Linked DNA regions of Homo sapiens: region 1 is linked to region 2. Evidence: chromatin loops called from intact Hi-C (ENCODE). Cell type or tissue: dorsolateral prefrontal cortex. All regions are shown on one strand. Links, peaks and the distances in the headings refer to the core of each region. The heading gives the core; the rest is flanking DNA.

The links. Hi-C counts contacts between places; a loop is a spot of excess contacts. Peaks named below come from ENCODE experiments on the same cell type or tissue, not always from the same donor. Only the 100,000 strongest peaks of a DNase experiment are listed, where the experiment ranks them.
Region 1: a loop joins it to region 2, with 2.7 times the contacts of the local background. A loop is called at or near these places in 3 of 110 quality-filtered maps.

Annotation. Positions count from the first base shown.
Region 1 is chr19:54,436,622-54,442,001 of GRCh38, forward strand. It overlaps TTYH1 (tweety family member 1), which reads left to right. Exons shown (of 14, transcript NM_020659.4): 14 at 1-283. Among named protein-coding and RNA genes, the nearest start is that of LENG8-AS1, 9.7 kb to the right of the region's middle. In dorsolateral prefrontal cortex, for the core only: CTCF peaks have their summits at 2,989 (motif pointing left) and 3,189; a DNase peak (open chromatin) is centred at 3,000; H3K4me3 peaks cover 822 bases; H3K27ac peaks cover 2,861 bases.
Region 2 is chr19:54,322,957-54,328,336 of GRCh38, forward strand. No RefSeq gene overlaps it. Among named protein-coding and RNA genes, the nearest start is that of LILRA5, 12 kb to the left of the region's middle. RefSeq lists a silencer at 2,221-2,515. In dorsolateral prefrontal cortex, for the core only: CTCF peaks have their summits at 2,347 (motif pointing right) and 2,549; a DNase peak (open chromatin) is centred at 2,347.

The DNA of each region.
Region 1 (5,380 bases), core at 103-5,102, 110 kb after region 2:
GCCACATCCCAGTGGGCTCTGACCCCCTGATCTCAACTCGTGGCACTAACTTGGAAAAGGGTTGATTTAAAATAAAAGGGAAGACTATTTTACAAGCAGCTGGGTCCTCCTTATTTCTCCTCTCCCTTGATTCGGCCTCCTGGCCAGGGCTGGGACATCCTCCCTGCTGTCCTCTCTCCCCCGGCCTCCCAGCTGCCAGGAATTTCTGCGCCTGTCCAGGCTCAGCAAGGGGTCCAAAGACATTGTTCTTTAAAAAAAAAAAAAAAAAAATCAAAAAACAAAACGCTTTCTTCTGATTCTAAAAGTAATGCGCGTGTCCTGACACAGGAAGACACAGGCATCTCTGGCACAGAATAGATGGCCTAGAAATAGATCTAACTGTGTGTGTGTGTGTGTGTGTGTGTATATATATATATACACACATGACAGAAGACAGATTTCAAGTCAGTGTGGAAAGGACGGTTGGTTTAGCAGCAGTAGTGACATATCGGCTCTCCATCTGGCCAAAAACTTCTATAGATAAGATGGGTGGAAGATCTAGATGTATGCAAGTAAAGGCACAGAAGAATTTCTAGAGAAATTAGGAGGGTGGGCATGGTGGTGCATGCCTGTGGTTCCAGCTACTCGGGAGGCTGAGACTCCTTGCTTGAGCCCGTTTCGAGGTAGCAGTGAGCTGTGATCGTGCCACTGCACTCCAGCCTGGGCAACAGAGCAAGACCCTGCCTCTTTTTTTTTTTTTTTTTTTGTTTTTGAGACGGAGTCTCGCTCTGTCACCCAGGTTGGAGTGCAGTGGCGCGATCTCGGCTCACTGCAAGCTCCGCCTCCCAGGTTCATGCCATTCTCCTGCCTCAGCCTCCCAAGTAGCTGGGACTACAGGCGCCCGCCAACACGTCCGGCTAATTTTTTGTATTTTTAGTAGAAACGGGGTTTCACCGTGTTAGCCAAGATGGTCTCGATCTCCTGACCTCGTGATCCGCCCGTCTCGGCCTCCCAAAGTGCTGGGAATACAGGCGTGAGCCACCGCGCCCGGCCAAGACCCTGCCTCTTAAAAAAAAAAAAAAAAAAAGACAAAAAACAGAGAGAGGCTGGCTGCGGTGGCTCATGACTGTAATCCCAGCATTTTGAGAGGCCAAGGTGGGTGGATCCCTTGAGGCCAGGAGTTTGAGAGCAGAGTGGCCAACATGGTGAAACCCCGTCTCTACTTAAAGAAAAAAAAAATTAGCTGGGCATGGTGGCACAGGTCTGTAAGCCCAGCTACTCGGGAGGCTGAGGCAGGAGAATTGCTTGAACCCGGGAGGTGGAGGTTGCACCACTGTACTCCAGCCTGGGAGATCAAGTGAGACTCCATCTCAGAAAAAAACAAAACAAAACAAAACAAACCAGAGAAATTAGGAGAATATTTGTATATTGTCTGCATGTCATGTATCTGGGTAGGGAAAATGGGGAGGGAGGAGTTTAAGCAGGAGATCATAAAACCAGAAAGGAAAAGATAGCTTAGTTGGCAAATTATAGATTGAAAAACATACCGTAAAGTCAAATGGCAAATTGACAGACTGGGGAACAGTGAGTGTGTGCGTGCGTGTGTGTGTGTGTGTGTGTGTGTGTGTGTGTGTGTGTATGTTAACAGTTATGATGCAGAAATGTTATTCTTAAAAGATATAATCTACAAAAGCTTTCATAAACTAAGAAAAAGACAACCCATTTAAAAGTAATCAATTGAGTTGAATACTCAATAAAAATTCCAACATCAGTAAACAGACAAAAAGATTCAAACTCTAATAATTGGGAAATGCAATTTGAAAGAATGAGAAACTACACTTTTTCACTACCTAGACACAATGAAATTAACAAGAGTGGTGATGTCCTGGGCGGGCGAGGACCTAGAGGAACAGGCACTCAAAACACTTCTCCTGAGGCTGTGAGCTGCCACCATCCCTTGAAAAAAAAAAAAAATGCGCTTGTATGTGATCAGATCAAAACTGCATACACCCCATGCCCCAACAATCCTGCTTTTGGGAATTGATTTACAGAAAAAGACACACAGGCTTCTGAAGACTTCTATTTAGAGCTGCCTGTTACAACGATACCACTTTGATCAGCTAAACCCTGAAAACAAACATGCACAAAAAGAGAAGTCCAATAACTGACTGCACAGCAGGGCTCTCTGGAAGAAACCAGCTCTTGGCTGAGTTGAGGATGTGAGGGAAAAGCCTGGCAGAGAGGAGCTATCAGAGCAGGGTGTGGCAGACAGCAGTGGCAGAGTGGACTGAAGGAGAGGGGCCTGCACAGTGAAGGGCCCAGCTTATCATTCAAGGCACCCCAGGCCACCATCCTGGCCCTGCTTTTCATGACCTTCACGGATATGGGAAAGTCACTTGACCCGTTAGACCTCGGTTGCCTCTTTGATCAAACGGGTATCAGAAATCCAAAATTCCAAAATCCACAGATCCAAAGAGCTCCAAAGTCAAGCCATCCCCAAGCTCATTGGGCAGGAAAACCTGACCTGTGTTGGTGGGAGATGACTTACAGACATGACTGACACGCTTGGTGTGAACGTTCACATACTTCCCTGCAGAAAAGTTAACCAGGCTGCTGCACACTGCTGTGCTGAGCACTGAGGGTGCCGTGTGCCCTGTGGAGTAGAGATCATATTGCCTTTGCAACTGAAAAATCCTGAATCTCAACACACACCTGGCTCCGAGGGGATCGAGTTGGTGCTTGGTGACCCACAGTGCCAGATGCTGGTGTACAGCGTGGGGCCTGCTGCTGCTCTGTGCCTGTCAATCATTTCTATTTTGTGTACTGCAAGGAGCGTTCAGAGGAAGCTTTAGATATGTGGGCCTGACGGTGGGAATAAAAATCAACTGCAATTTCAGGGAGGGGTTCTGGGGGCCACATGCGTTCACTCACTTTTTCCTAACCATGTGGGCTGTCTGCCCCAGGCCCGGCCCTGCTGCTATGCTGACTTCTTTCCTCTCAAACACTGCCCTCTAGTGCCCCTGAGCCCATTTCCCAAGCACAGGCATCCGCTGGCTGTTGGGCGGCTGCAAAGTACCTTGAGACTCAGCTGCTTGATCTCCCATGCCAATGAGCCTGGGGGTGATCTCTCAACAAGAAGTTGGCCGGGCACCCTGGCTCACGCCTGTAATCCCAGCACTGTGGGAGGCTGGGGCAGGCGATCACCTGAGGTCAGGAGTTTGAGACCAGCCTGGCCAACACGGTGAAACCCCATCTCTACTAAACACAAAAATTAGCCGGGCATGGTGGCGGGCGCCTGCAATCCCAGCTACTCAGGAGGCTGAGGCAGGAGAATCACCTGAACCCGGGATGCGGAGCTTGCAGTGAGCCGAGATCGCGCCACTGCACTCCAGCCTGGGCGACAGAGCAAGACTCCGTCTCAAAAAAAAAAAAAAAAAAAAAAAAGGCATTTTACCCAAACTTTACAAAAGGAAAATCCAGTGTTATTTTTAGAATGTTACCTATGGGGGCTTCCACTGCGACCAGGATGGAGTCACAGAGACTGGACTTGACCCCCCAAAAATAGAGTAAATACAAGAAAACAACAGTGGTCAAGACTCTACCAAGAAAGTGATCCCTGAGGAACGGGAAACATCAAGGCAAGCCCTAAAATTGCCGCTGGGTCCTGTTGCAAGTTTCTAGACCACGGGACAGGGAGGGAAGACTGAGGCGGAGCTGGGAGGACTCCGTGAGCAGAGGAGACAAAGCAGGGAGTCTGAGCTTTGTTCTTGAGCTTTGTTTTGAGAATGAAGTTATGGGCCGGGTGCGATGGCTCACGCCTGTAATCCCAGCACTTTGGGAGACCGAGGTGGGTAGATCACCTGAACTCAGGTGTTCGAGACCAGCTTTGCCAACATGGTGAAACCCTGTCTCTACTAAATATATACAAATTCGCCGGGTGTAGTGGTGGGTGCCTGTAGTCCCAGCTACTCGGGAGCCTGAGGCAGGGGAATCTCTTGAACCTGGGAGGCGAAGGTTGCAGTGAGCCAAGATCGCGCCATTGCACTCCAGCCTGGGCAGCAGAGCGAGACTCCATCTCAAAAAATAAATAAATAAAAATAAAAATAAATTATCTTGGACTTCCAGCCTCCAGAACTGTGAGAAATAAGTGTTTGTTGTTTTTGAGCCACCAGTCCATGGTCCTCTGTTACTGCAGACTAGAATGCCAGGGAAAGAACCACCTGGAGGGACTGAAGCAAATAGCGCCTGAGTTCTGGGGACTCACACAGGCCTTGACAAGGCGCTGTTCCTGCCAGAAGAACCTCATAACTGAAGGAACACTGGGTAGAACACGGAGAGGGTCTTACATCAGCCGTGGGGAATAAGCAGCCCTAACCTGTTAAACACTGTTCTGGTCCTGCCTGAGGAATCTTAAAAGCAAAACCTGAAAGGATCAAGCTGCTTCCAAGTAAGGTGACTGCATTCTCAAACAAAGCTCAAGAATATTTATAGGCATACAAAAGTAACGAGTGCTCGACAAGGTAATACTGATATTGTCTAGTATCCAACAACAAAGTCACCAAATATGCAAAAAGCAGGAAAATAGGGCACATCATGAGGATAAAAATCATTCAACTGAAACGGACCCAGGAGTTAGAATTAGTAGGTAAGAACATTAGAACAACTATTATACTGTACTCCATACGTTCCAAAAGTTCTTTACAGATACGGAAGATATAAAAAAACTCAAACTGGATATCAACAGATAGAAATTACAATGTCTGAAATAAATAATGTACTGGCTGGAACAGCAGATTTTTGTTTTTTGGGGGAGAGTCTTGCTCTGTTGCCCAGGCTGTAGTGCAGTGGCATGATCTAGGCTCACTGCAACTTCCACCTCCCAGGTTCAAGCAATTCTCATGCCTCAGCCTCCCAAGTAGCTGAGACTACAGGCACCTGCCACCACATCCAGCTAATTTTTGTATTTTTAGTAGAGACGGGCTTTCACCATGTTGGCCAGGCTGGTCTCAAACTCCTGACCTCAAATGATCTGCCAGCCTCGGCCTCCCAAAGTGCTGGGATTACAGGTGCGAGCCACTGCACCCAGCCCTAGAACAGCAGATTAGACATTGCAGGAAAAAAAAAAAAATCTGGAAGACAACATTAGAAACTGTCCAAATGAAACATTTAAAAAAATGATTTTTTTTTTTTTACTTTTTAGACAGGGTCTCACTCTGTCACCTAGGCTGGAGTGCACTGGCGTGATCATGACTCACTGCAGCCTCAACCTCTCCAGCTCAAGCGATCCTCCCACTTTAGCCTCTCGAGTAGCTGGGACTACAGGCGCACACCACCATGTTTGGCTAATCTTTAAAAATTTTCTGTAGAGATGAGGTCTCACCATGTTGCCCAGGGTGGTCTC
Region 2 (5,380 bases), core at 55-5,054:
ACTCCCTTCCCCAGTCTGCTAAGTAGCGGGTGTTGTTCCTTGCCACTTACGCTACCGCTAGACCACGGTCCGCTTGGCAACGGACGTCTTCCCAGACGCTGGCGTCACCGCTAGACCAAGGAGCCCTCTGGTGGCCCTGTCCGGGCATGACAGAGGGCTCGCACTCTTGTCTTCTGGTCACTTCTCACTGTGTCCCCTCAGCTCCTATCTCTGTATGGCCTGGCTTTTCCTAGGTTATGATTACAGAGGGAGGATTATTATAATATTGGGATAAAGGGTAACTGCTACAAACAAATGATTAATGATATTCATATATAATCATAACTAAGATCTATATCTGGTATAACTATTCTTGTTTTATATTTTATTATACTGGAACAGCTCGTGTCCTCTGTCTCTTGCCTCGGCACCTGGGTGGCTTGCCACCCACAGCATTCTAGCCTGGGCGACGAGCAAGACTCCGTTTAAAAATATATATATATACATATATAAACATATTCCTGAATGTCTATACTATAAAATATTTTTAAATATAACTTATAAATCTAAAGATAATACCTTAAAAAAGGAAATAGAATTGAGTTCCTATCAAATTAGGGCATTACTAAACAAGGAAGAATTATTTGTACTAGAATGTAAGCAAAATTACTTGACCATATATTTTATAATGCATATATTATTTATCATATTATATAATAAATGTATACTTTTAAATCAAATTATATATTATGTAGTGACATATAGTTAATATTATTATATAATTTTGACTATATATAGTAAAACATAAGTGAATACACCCTCAAAAATGTTTAATTCTTAAAATATGTATGGTCAAAAATTCTAAATTTCATCCTAGAGAAATAGCTGACTCCACATTCGGAGAGAAAATACAGGAGATGAAGTCAGAACTTCTTATCATGCAAGAAAGCAAAGACATCACCACATACCATCAGATTCATGTTACCTGAACATAAAGTCTATCATGAAAAGTTCCCAATGGCAAAATGTGGAATATTTATAGAATCAAATAATATAGGTAGTGTATTAAAACTAATGAATATGTTCAAAGCCTATCAGTTTACTACTGTTAAAAACAAAATTAAAAAACAAAAAACCCCTCAAATATGAGGAATGGGAAAAGAACAAAATCTCCACATCAAAAACGTGGAAATGAAGGCAAGAAGCAAGATCTCTTTTGTTTATCTGAAGTGTTACACAGGAAACATTCTTTTCTGTAGAATGTTTCTACATAATAATAAGTATAGTAATAGCTATAGTAATGTTTTTGCCTAAGAATAGCTGTAGAGTTTTTGCATAATAATAGTTAACCCTGCAAAGCTTGGATAACCTGTGCGTTGAGTATACAAGCAATAAACATCAATGGCTGCCAAAACCCTTAGGCTGAAGGTTGATAGTGAATATAATAACGAGTGGATCCTGCTGATAGTACAGCCATCAGTACAGAATTGCAAGGTGGAGAATGCAAGACACAAGCAAATGAGCCATTGTGTCTCACTTCTGACATTTTCTAAGCATCTTTTTCACCATACCCTCAAATCTAGACCGTTATCTGGCTGGGCGTCTCTATGTTTCTTGGATTTGTGTGTCAAACTCTCTAGCGAGTTTAGGAAAATATTCATGGACTATATCCTCAAATATATTTTCCAAGTTGCTTATTCTCTCTTCCCCTTTCAGGAATGCTGACAAGTCATACATTTGGTGTCTTTAGATAATATCATATTTCTCAGAGATTTTGTTCACTTTTAAAAATATTTTTTCCTTATATTTGACTGATTTGATTCAAACAAGTCTTCAAGCTTTGAAATTCTTTTCCTCAGCTTGGTCTATTCTGCTGTTAATGCTTCTCATCGTATTATGAAATTCGTGTCATGAATTTTTCAGCTCGAGAAGTTCAGTTTGGGTGTTTCTTAAAATTTAATCGTTCATGTCATTAATCATTTTACTGGATTGCTTGGCTTCCTTGGATTGAATTTCAACTTTGCTCTTGATTTGAATGACCTTCCTTGCCATCCAGATTCCAAATTCTACGTTTGTCATTTCAGACAATTCATACTGATTAAGAACAATTTCTGGGGAGCTCGTGGACTGGTTTGGAGATAATAGGAGTTATTTCCCTGATTTTTTTTCTCATCTGGGAGGGTTGCTATTCCTTTCATTGCAAGGGTATAAATTGAGTATAGTCTGTTGGCTTTATTTCTGGAAGTTTTCAGGGGACTAAGGCTCTGTACAGGGTCTTTGCTGAATTCTTGCTCTTGGTTTTCCAGGCGGTAGAATTTAGTAAAGTGATTTTTGGTGTTGTAGTGTGGCTGTAATCCAGTAGATGGCGCTTGAGAGCAATAGGCAATAGACAGGCTCTTACTCCACTGCGTGGTGCCTTTGTTTATCTTTGTTCTTGACCTTGATACTTTTGAAAAGGTCAGAGCAGTTTTTTTGTTTTTGTTTTTTGAGACAGGGTCTCACTTTGTCACCCAGGGTGGAGTGCAGTGGCACGATCTTGGATCACTGCAGCCTCAACCTTCCCAGGCTCAGGTAGGTGACAGAGCAGGCAAGTTAACTTAAGGCCTCCTCCTTGGCAATCTGGTCTCAAGTAGGGGACAGGTCCCCACAGACAGAACTGAGGGGCAAGTGTGGCATGGGCTCCAGACCCCGAGCACTGGAATTAGACACCTCTCCTTTGCAGAAAGGTTTAGCCTTTCCTCAAGCGGTTCTGCAAAGGAGAGGTGTAGCTGGGGTGGCGTGGGCAATGGTGGTGGCAGAGTTTGTGTGAAACTTGTCTCTTCCCCAATCACTGTCACTTGTTTCAGGAGACGTTGTAATGTGCTGTATGGTTTGACCTCCAGGCCAGTAGGTGGCAATTGCTGGTGAGAGCCAGTTGTAGCGCTGGCAGTGGGCTTTATGCTTGACCTTTGTTAACCAGAAGCATTCAGGTATCCTAAGTGATGGGTTGGGTTGTGGAAAACTCAGTGGTCTTGATCAGTACTCTGCCTCCAACGCAGGGAAATGAAGGTAAGTGTGGCTGGTCCAGGCAAGCCTGTACTCAGGCCCAATGCTAGGCACAGGCTCCGTCCCCACAGAGGCTACATGTGTGGTTCTCAGGTCCCTGGAGAGACACTCAAGCACTGAGTAGGGCAATGACTATTATGCCAAAGTTACAGCAGAGTTCCCCAGAGGGGCACGTTGGGTTCCAAGCCTAGAAAATGACAGTGGGACTCACTTTAATCTAATGCTCCCAACCCAGCAGAGCTCCTCCCTGTGGCCCAATGCTGGAAGCAATTTCAGACCGTCAAATCACATGCGGTTTGATGTCAGACCACTCAACTACCCCAGGCCACAGATCTTGCCTCCTGGGTAAAATCCATGCCTCTCAGGCTACAACTTTTCCCCCTCGGTTCTGTCAAAGAGAGGTGTCCAACGCCAGTGCTTGGTGTCTGGAGCCCATGCCACAATTGCCTCTCAGTTCTGTCCATGGGGACCTGTCTTCTACTTGAGCCCAGATTGTCAATCTCTGGCCCAAGACTCTCCGAAGTAGTGACCCTCACCCATGTTTGATGTCAAGTTCTTTTTTTTTTTTTTGAGACGGAGTCTCGCTCTGTCGCCCAGGCTGGAGTGCAGTGGCGTGATCTCAGCTCACTGCAAGCTTCGCCTCCCAGGTTCGTGCCATTCTCCTGCCTCAGCCTCCCGAGTAGCTGGGACTACAGGCACCCACCACCGTGCCCGGCTAATTTTTTGTATTTTTAGTAGAGACGGGGTTTCACCGTGTTAGCCAGGATGGTCTTGAACTCCTGACCTCGTGATCCGCCTGCCTCGGCCTCCCAAAGTGCTGGGATTACAAGCATGAGCCACCACGCCCAGCTAATTTTTTGTATTTTTAGTAGAGACGGGGTTTCACCGTGTTAGTCAGGATGGTCTCGATCTCCTGACCTCGTGATCCGCCTGCCTCGGCCTCCCAAAGTGCTGGGATTACAGGCGTGAGCCACCGCGCCGGGCCGATGTCAAGTTCTTGCACTGCCCACTAAGGGTTAGGATCAGGAATGGCCTCTTTCTATCAGCATCCAGGTCTGGGAGCACACATGGAGCACTTCCCTGGGCCCTTCCTTTTCACAGTCCTCCCGCTGTTCCCTAAGTCAGATCCAGGGCTTAGGTCGGTCAAAGAGCTCCCCAGTGGCCTGGATTGCCTGGCTCCCCACTGAGAATGGGTATCATGTGGTCTCATAACTTCCCTCTCAGGCACTGGAAGTTCACTCATGGTTTTCTGCCAGGTCTTGCTGCATGAGCTGCTGCCTGCCTTCTTTTTAGCAGTATCTGAGATTTCCTTCACTTTCATATTCAACTCCTGTATTAGTCCATTTTCAGGCTGCTGATAAAGACATACCCGAGACCAGGTAATTTATAAGAAAAAGAGATTTAATTGACTCACAGTTCCACATGGCTGCAGAGGCCTCACAATCATGGTGGAAGGTGAAAGCAACATCTCACGTGGTGGCAGGTACAGAGGAAATGAGAGCCAAGCAAAAGGGGAAACCCCTTATAAAATCATCAGCTCTTCTGAGACTTATTCACGACCACAAGAACAGAATGGGAGAAACTGCCTCCATGATTCAGTTATCTCCCACCGGCTCCCACAGCACGTGGGAATTATGGGAGCTACAATTCAAGATGAGATTTGGGTGGGGACACAGCCAAACCATATCACCTCCCATGTTCTTTCTTGGATACAAGAATGCAGAATGAATCTCTACACACCATTTTGGTATTTTCACCATCTCGGAAGACATAACAGTGTATTATATCCTTAAAAATCACTATAAAAGTAGATTTTAAGGGTTCTTACCACACAAAAATTAGAAATATGGAAAGTAATGTATATGTTAATTAGATTGATTTGCCCAACAGACAAGTATATATATTTCAAAACTACATACTTTACACAATAAGTATATACAATTTAGGAATTTTTCTTTTTTCTTTTTTTTTTTGATGGAGTCTCACTCTGTCACCAAGCTGGAGTGCACTGGTGCGATCTCGGCTCACTGCAATCTCCGCCTCCTGGGTTCAAGCGATTCCCCTGCCTCAGCCTCCCGAGTAGCTGGGACTACAGGCGTGCACCACCACGCCCGGCTAATTTTTTGTATTTTAGTAGAGATGGGGTTTCACCATGTTGGCCAGGATGGTCTCGATCTCCTGACCTTGTGATCCAAAGCTGTGTTATGAACATGAAGTTCTAAACACATTTTCTCATATGTTCACACATGTCTCATTCCAGCCTCAGTGCTCATGGGGTAGGATCTCCTTACCTGAGACCACAAACCCTGGGGGTCCCTGGGGTGTGAAAACAGGTAGGGGGAGGTACTCTATAAGA